Linked DNA regions of Homo sapiens: region 2 is linked to region 1. A link is an interaction called in ENCODE POLR2A ChIA-PET data of the cell type or tissue named here. Cell type or tissue: endothelial cell of umbilical vein. All regions are shown on one strand. Links, peaks and the distances in the headings refer to the core of each region. The heading gives the core; the rest is flanking DNA.

Region 1 (4,391 bases), core at 146-4,145:
GACAAATTATGTTTTTAATAACATTAAGAGCTTGCCAAAAAAAAGAGCTGGCTGTTTAAAATACCTGGTATGATTAAATAAATCTCATTTCACCTATCGTTTCCTTAACATGAGGTAGACCAGTATTTTTGTTCACAAAGGACTGACAAACAGCAGCTAACTGAGAAAGCTGTCAGATTCTGACTTAGAAAAATCTAGCATCCTTCAGCATACATAGTATATTTAGTTGTTCAGTATTAATATGTTTAAAGTTACAGTCACCATCCAAATAAACTAAAGCAGGCTGGGCACAGTGACTCATACCTGTAATCCCAGCACTTTGGGAGGCCGAGGTGGGCGGATCACTTGGGGTCAGGAGCTCAAGACCAGCCTGGCCAACATGGCGAAACCCTGTCTCTACTAAAAATACAAAAATTAGCCAGGTGGTGCACACCTGTAATCCCAGGTACTCGGGAGGCTGAGGCAGGAGAATCGCTTGAACCTGGGAGGTGAAGGCTGCAGTGAGCCAAGATCATGCCACTGCACTCCAGCCTGGGTGAAAGAGCTAGACTCCATCTCAAAAAATAAAATAAAATAAAGCAGCCGGGCGCGGTGGCTCACGCCTGTAATCCCAGCACTTTGGGAGGCCGAGGCCCAGCAGATCACGACATCAGGCGATCGAGACCATCCTGGCTAACACGGTGAAACCCCGTCTCCACTAAAAATAAAAAAAAAATTAAAAAAATTAGCCAGGCATGGTGGCGGGCTCCTGTAGTCCTAACTACTCGGGAGGCTGAGGCAGAAGAATGGCATGAACCCGGGAGGCAGAGCTTGCAGTGGGCCGAGATCACGCCACTGCACTCCAGCCTGGGCGACACAGCGTGACTCCATCTCAAAAATAAAATAAAATAAAGCAACTATGCAGATATCACCAGCTTTTAAATTTTCTTCAAGAAACCCTCTGAATTCAGTCCTTCTGTGAAGAAAGATGCATTACCTGACACACACAGGCAGGCAGTGGAAGACATTCATTAGCTAGAACATTTCAATAGCAAAGCATGCAAAACTGCAAATGCCATCTAGACAAGATCCATGCCTGGAGACATCCAACGTGGCACTTTCAAGGAGACGTGTCCATTTCAAAGTCCTATACACAGGCAAATTCCTTGGTGATTTTCTTGGGTCTGTCTTCTCTGAGTCCCTTCTAGCTGTAGATCTAAATGCTCGGAAGTAAACAATGACAGTAATGCCACCGAGTGGCACCTGAAATCAACTGTGACTCTCTACGATTCCCCATCCTATTCTACTTCCCTCCATCTTCTTCTTTCCCCGGAAGATGCATTACACCTTCTGGTAATCCCCATGGAAACTACTGTGAAGTCCATTTTAACTCTGCTTCTTTTGTATGAATGGTTTTAAAATTGCTGAGACTTATTTTATTAAAAAAATTAATTTGCTCTTGACACAACTAACTTCACAAACTAATCACCAAATACCTTCCTGGTTTTCCATTTCTACCTCCTGACCTGAATGCTCCTTACCATAGAGATGTGGAGAGCACTGGCTGTAAGTCCAAGTACTGGTTTACGGCAGATGTCTTGGAGATCTATCTCAATAGCCCTCTCAAAACACGTTTGTAATGATGTTGAATATAAAATAACAATTTACATAATAAGGTGCATAAGCACCTCCTTTGCACTATTAATAAATTTTTGTTGGCAATATTTTCTAGGGATAAACATCTAATTATTACAAGCCCATAATCAGAAAAATGTCTTATGAGCGTGACATTCAGGAATTATTTCTTGGAGGTCATCAGGAGTCACAATAGGAGGAAATCGTGCCCTGCTGTTAAAACTCTACCAGAATTCATTAATAAAAGCACTGCTCAGTAGAAATGTAGTCTTTGGTCTCCTGTCTATTTTATCCCCAGGGACAACAGTACGCCCTTTCTTTTCTCTTGCCGCAGTTTTTTACAGAAGCTGTATTTTTTATCATAAAAGGAGGGGAAGCTGCCATTCAAAATTGCTGTTATTTTCCTATTCTGTTTCTCTGGATAAAACAAGACTTCTAAACTAACAAAGGACAATAATCAGTGCGGAGGCAACATACGCTGAAATAAGGAAATGCTGAAAACTAACATTCACCACGCCACACATAAAAAGCAGCTGAAACTCAACGTGAAAGCTAAACCTCAAGATATGACTTCACACAGCTATAACGGGAAACATAAAAGCAACTTGGGATTTCCTCTATTTGAAGGGATGCATTTCCGCTTACTTTGTACTTTCCTTGAACTTGGAGCAGGACATCACTCTTGCATCCCACGCTTCTCAGCTCAGGCTCGGTATCCAAAAAAAGCTCTGTGCCTCTGGGGACCTGGGGCACCCCTCCCCCCTCTAGCCTGCTGGAGCACCCACATGTGCAGAGGCTCACACGAGCATAAATCAAGGGACATGGCTGACACTAAGCACTGCTGAGAGCCTGCACAGCTGCAGACGCTGCTCACAAGTAAAAGAGATACCCCTCTGCAGGAGGCAGCTGCGGTATTTCACTTGCCCCTCTGACCAGGACCCATGCAGTCCTTGGAAGAGCTGGGTGCTCCCTAGGGCAACTGGTATTTTCTGTCTGCTCTTTGGTCACTTCCCATTCTTTTTTACTGGTTTCTGGTGGTTTCCACATGTGGACAAATAGAGCATAATAAAGAGGTCTGCCAGATTTCAGCCTCCTTTCACAGATGAGGCTTGGTTTAAAAGGAAAATGAACGAAAGAAAACTTACAAAACCAACAGCCTGATGGTACTTTTAGGAAAAGGTTAGTATGGTTCTGTATGAATGGTAGGTGACAGCTGGATCTGATTCTCTAAATATACCAGGCCTTTTCCTACAAGACTTTATAATAACTTATTTGTTCTTAAATTCAGGTGGGGCCTCTGGGAGGAAAAGTTGAGTGCAGGAAAATAGAACAAAAATTAATTAACAGTTTCCAACTGTAACATGCTCAGCACTATACACAGAGTGTAAAAGATATAAAATATTGCCCCCGACCTAGAACACACAGTTCTGTGGGGTAAGACAGCCAAATGCCTGAACCAATGACAGAACACTGTGCTCTATCGGATAATCCAGACTGAACTGAATGGCCCAAAAATCACAAACATGCAGAGGGCAGTGGAAATGTTCTTGAACGTTTTAGACAAACAGAACTGTATAATTAATGGATTTTCCCCTTCACAGTACATAAACATTCTGAAAGGTAGTACCTAAATCTGGCACCTACTGAGAAATGCTGACACAGCTGCAATGATTTTTTAGATATTTTTAACTTGTAAAGAGAACAGAGTAAGGAAGTGCACTTTGACCCAATTTTAACCATCTGTAATTTTTTTCTTCCAATCATCCTAACTGGCTTCTAGACCCAAGTGCTAATTTGATTGCAAAAGGAAAGCTGCCAAGAAATTATGGAGGCCTGATTTAAGGACAGCATGTAACCTGAACACATTGCAGTCAAGCAGTGTGTATGAAGAGAGCTATACCTGTAAGGAAAGACTGAAGTTCTAAGACAGCAGAGGCAGAATCCAGCCTCCTCCACTGGGCGCTGGAGCAAAATTTTAGAAAGGTTACCCAGGGAATCTTGACAGGGGACTGCAACATGCTCAGAGGCAGCCAGAGGTGCTCAACCAGCCTTAGGGCACATCAAACAACCTCCAGTGAGAACTCTCCACCCTTCTTAATCCCAAAATGTTAAAATCAACTCCACATCCATTCTTTTTAAATAACTTTAATCCTCACAACGACATCAAAACATTTTAAGCACTATCCACTCCACTTTTGGCTGATCGAAAGACTTAACAGTAGACATTATTTCCTCTACACATAAAACACTGTTACCTCTACCCCAGCAACTTACGGAGATTAATTTTTCTCCCATCCCCACTCTACACCAACTTTATTCCAAGAAGGACTTAACGTGAGAATATACAAACATTAGGAAAGTTTTTTTTTTTTCTTTTTTTTTTGAGACTGAGTCTTGCTCTGTCACCCAGGCTAGAGTGTAGTGGCGTGATCTTGGCTCACTGCAGCCTCTGCCTCCCGGGTTCCAGCAATTCTCCTGCCCCAGCCTCCCAGGTAGCTGGGATTACAGGCATGCACCACTACACCCAGTTATTTTTGTATTTTTAGTAGAAACGGGTTTCACCATGTTGGCCAGGCTGGTCTCGAACTCCTGACCTCAGATGATCCACCTACCTCGACCTCTCAAAGTGCTAGGATTACAGGCGTGAGCCACCATGCCTGGCCAAGGTTTTAAATCTTATGTACTTTAAAACATTTTAAGACATGTTTGTCAGGGTGTCAAACCTTAAGATTTAGTTGAGTCAAGTTGAATTTACTTAATCCAAGGGACAATAGGTA
Region 2 (4,391 bases), core at 156-4,155, 86 kb after region 1:
AGTTTGGGCATTAATAAGGAGATGGCTCGCGTATTGTTATTGTGATGAATAACTTCTTCGAAAAAAAGTACTTGTAAATGTAATGAGTGGTGTATCCTTGCCTATCTGTTCACAGCATCTGGAAGTAAATCTAATCCCGGTCAGAAACTATCAATAAAACAGTGGCAGTTAGCTGCCAACAAGCCATAGAGTCAAAATCTAGCCCTACGTGAAGTGCTGCAGAGTGAAAAATCTCACACACGAAAAAAGTGGTGCTTGGTAAAAGTTAAGAGAACAAAATATAGCAGGAAAAGACCCATGAGTTAAAGCCATAGTTATAGAAAATCTAGTAGAAGCACTTGCTTTCCAAAGGCTGAACTCCAGACAGCAAATAATTCACTGATTTTGGAAACTTTCCAAATAACAAAATGTTCTGTTTCAGAAGTGTCTTGAGCTTTTAGGAGATCAGAATAGAGAAAGGGTACAGTGCCCATTCAGGTCTCGCTTTGTGTTTATGCTGAATAAAAGTTCTCCACGGGAGAATACTGAGTCTCCAATAAGATAGGATGACATTAAGAGAAAACAATTTTTTTATTTTTATTTTTTGAGATGGAGTCTCGTGCTTTTGCCCAGGCTGGAGTGCAATGGCATGATCTCGGCTCACTGCAAGCTCCACCTCCTGGGTTCAAGCAATTCTCCTGCTTCAGCCTCCAGAGTAGCTGGGACTACAGAGGCCCACCACCACACGCAGCTAATTTTTTGTATTTTTAGTAGAGACAGGGTTTCACCATGTTGGCCAGGCTGGTCTCGAACTCCTAACCTCAGTTGATCCTCCTGCCTCTAATTTTTTGTATGTTTAGTAGAGACAGGGTTTCACCATGTTGGTCAGGTTGGTCTCGAACTCCTGACCTCAAGTGATCCATCCGCCTTGACCTCCCAAAGTGCTGGGATTACAGGCGTGAGCCATCGTGCCGGGCCAAGAAAACAATCTTTATTCCCATTTAAGAGAGCTATCTAAGTGTGTTTAATCCTTATTTCAAGTTAAGTGCTTAGACTTGGTTGTTTTTCTATACAAGCAATTATCTTACCCTAAATGCTTTCCTTTACCGTGTGTGTATGTGTATTTTTAGAGACAAGGTCTCACTCTGGCACCCAGGCTATAGTGCAGTGGCACAATCACAGCTCACTGCAGCCTCGACCTCCTGGACTCAAGCAATCCTCTCACCTCAGCCTCCTGAGTAGCAGAGAGTACAGATGTGTGCCACCAAGCCCAGCTAATTTTTAATTTTCTTTTGTAGAGCCAGGGTCTTGCTATGTCACCCAAGGTGGCCTTGGACTTCTGAGCTCAAGCTTCCACCTGCCTCGGGCTCCCAAAGTGCTGGGATTACAGGTGTGAGCCACCATGCCTGGTCCATATTCTTTATTTACAATGAGATTTATAAAACAGTTAGTAATAAGACATGGATTGAAGAATTTGAAAACCTAGGAGACATTTATCAAGAAAATTCCCCAGGATTACAGTAACTAAAGTGCAGTTAAGGCGAGACAGTTCTCAAGTTGTTTATCACCACCTACTAGGATCCAATCCCTTTTTTTTAAACTTGCCAAACCATTTGACAATGTACAGATGCTATTTTATTTATAAATTTGGTTATTCTACAGGTTGTTAAATTTGATTTGCAATATAATCATAGTAGCAAAAAGTCATACTAGTTTTGTATTTGATAGAAAAATATTTTAATAGTAATTATAACAGCAAATTATAGTGCTTTACCAATAATACTGAAGACTTCTGTAAATTTTGGAAATCTGAAACTGATCATGTTGAAAAATTAATGCAATTCAGGAAAGACTTAAAAACCCAATACAGTGTTAATTGATCCTGACAATGATTTATTTTTGCAGTTTGCACAGAGCCCTTAAAAGGAGATATTTCTTGAAGGATGAATAGGGATTTGGCAACTGAAAGCAAGATAGCAGGATGCTCTAGCAGAGGGTACGGCGCAGGCAGAGGCACGGCCATCAGGAGAGGCCCTGGCCTTTGGGAGAGGGGCTCCAGTGACCAGGGCATGCATTGTCTCTATCTCTGGGGGTGCTGGCTCATGCAGGCTTCACTGAGTCCTATGAGAAATGGAAGAATGGTATTCTATTATGAAAGAAGGGCTGGGTGTGGTGGCTCACGCCTGTAATCAGCACTTTGAGAGACTGAGGAGGCGAATCATTTGAGGACAGGAGTTCGAGACCAGCCTGGCCAACATGGTGAAACCCCATCTTTACTAAAAATACAACAATTAGCCGGGCGTGGTGGCACGTGACTGTAATCCCAGCTACTCGAGAGGCTGAGAAAGGAGAATCACTCGAACCCAGGAGGCAGAGGTTGCATTAAGCCGAGATCACACCACTGGGCAACAAAGCGAGACTCCATCAGAAAAAAAAGAAAGAAAGAAAGAAAAAGAAATGTAATAATAATGATATATCCTAGAAGGAAAACAAAAAACAAAAAAGCTCCATGTGCTCATTAACTTCTGTCTGCCTCTGTAGATCCTCTTGCCCGTGTTCACCCTGCTCTGTGCCCTGGGAGGGCTCCCTTGTCTTTCAGTTTCCTGTTGGGCTGAACCAATGGGAGTGCTGCCAGGGGATCAGTGGTAGGAGTGGCTAGGGACCGGCTGCATGGGTTCCCTGTGGCCTCTACCAAATGCCACAGTCCCCTTCAGAAAGCCCTCTCCAGGCAAACCCCCATCTGGTACCCAATAACTATTCATTTCCCCTGTCTTTATAGGCCTAGGAATAACAGCTCCCTGTGGTTTACTGTACAACCAGACTTGTGCACAACCAGAGTATACAATGCCAGGTAGTGTGTACTCTGCTAGGTCTTATGGATTTCCTTAAAATTTGTACTCAACATTGTAAATAATCCCTTTATTATATTATTCTTTTATTACTTTTTTTTTTTTTTTGAGACAGGGTCTCTGTTACCTAGGCTGGAGTGCAATGGTGCCATCATATCACTGCAGCCTCAAACCCCTGGGCTCAAGTGATCCTCCTAGCCTCCTGAGTAGCTGGGACTAGAAGCGTGCACCACTATGCTTGGCTAACTTAAAAAAATAATTTTGCCGGGCGCGGTGGCTCATGCCTGTAATCCTAGCACTTTGAGAGGCCGAGGTGGGTGGATCATGAGGTCAGGAGTTCAAGACCAGCCTGGCCAACACGGTGAAACCCTGTCTCTACTAAAAATACAAAAATTAGCCAGGTGTGGTGGCAGGCGCCTGTAATCCCAGCTACTCAGGGGATTGGGGCAGGAGAATCGCTTGAACCCAGGAGACGGAGTTTGCAGTGAGCCAAGATCACGCCATTGCACTCCAGCTTGGATGACAGAGCAAGACTCAGTCTAAAAAAAAAAAAAAAAAATTGGGGGCCAGGCGCAGTGGCTCATGCCTGTAATCCCAGCACTTTGGGAGGCCAAGACGGGCAGATCACCTGAAGTCAGGAGATTGAGACTAGCTTGGCCAACACGGTGAAACCCTGTCTCTACTAAAAATACAAAAAAATTTAGCCAGGCTTGGTGGCGGGCACCTGTAGTCCCAGCTACTCGGGAGGCTGACGCAGGAGAATGGTGTGAACTGGGGAGGCAGAGCTTGTAGTGAGCCGAGATCACGCCACTGCACTCCAGCCTGGGCAACAGAGCGAGACTCCGTCTCAAAAAAAAAAAGATATTCAAATATTCAAATCACAATAGAAAGTCTTGCTTTTGTGCTAAGGATATTGGCAATGCAGTTCAAGGTTGAAAAGAACATTATTGGTTCAATCCAAATGGGCAGATTAAAAAAAATAATAAAAGAAATAAAGAATATTATTGGAAGGAATATGGATGGTATTCCTTTAAGAGATTCAGAACATTACATAGAAGTTTCATGTATGCTTCCTTGTACTGATAATTCAGAATCCTAGGAACAGAGGACTTGTAAGGAAAACATAGAAAATGCACTTCATCACTGGTGGGGCACGGTGGCGCTCACGTCTGTAATCCCAGCACTTTGGGAGGCTAAGGCAGGTGGATCACTTGAGGTCAGGAGTTCGAGACCAGCCTGGCCAACATGGTAAAACCTCATCTCTACTAAAATATAAAAATTAGCTGGGCATGGTGGTGGGTGTCCATAATCCCAGCTACTCAGGAGGCTGAGGCAGGAGAATCACTTGAACCTGGGAGGCGGAGTTAGCCGGGATCGTATCACTGCACTCCAGCCTAGGCGACAGAGCAAGACTCCATCTCAAAAAAAAAAAAAAAAAAAGATCTGCTTTGGTGTCTGCCACAGGCAGACGCCGTGATTTGCTTACTCAGCACCCATTACTACTTTTTCTTCCTTGCTAACACAACTGAAATTTGTTGGTACACCAATATTTCAGCCCTAGGC

What was found. Peaks named below come from ENCODE experiments on the same cell type or tissue, not always from the same donor. Only the 100,000 strongest peaks of a DNase experiment are listed, where the experiment ranks them.
Region 2: POLR2A ChIA-PET joins it to region 1 with 7 read pairs; 3 of 35 experiments call an interaction of 5 or more read pairs at or near these places.

What each region holds. Positions count from the first base shown.
Region 1 is chr10:34,778,748-34,783,138 of GRCh38, forward strand. The region is part of intron 1 of PARD3 (par-3 family cell polarity regulator); the gene reads right to left. Among named protein-coding and RNA genes, the nearest start is that of PARD3, 34 kb to the right of the region's middle. RefSeq lists enhancers at 99-599, 600-1,100, 2,235-2,364, 2,575-2,634. In endothelial cell of umbilical vein, for the core only: no CTCF peak of the experiment used is centred there; a DNase peak (open chromatin) is centred at 2,294.
Region 2 is chr10:34,864,467-34,868,857 of GRCh38, forward strand. No RefSeq gene overlaps it. Among named protein-coding and RNA genes, the nearest start is that of PARD3-DT, 51 kb to the left of the region's middle. In endothelial cell of umbilical vein, for the core only: no CTCF peak of the experiment used is centred there; no DNase peak of the experiment used is centred there; H3K27me3 peaks cover 220 bases.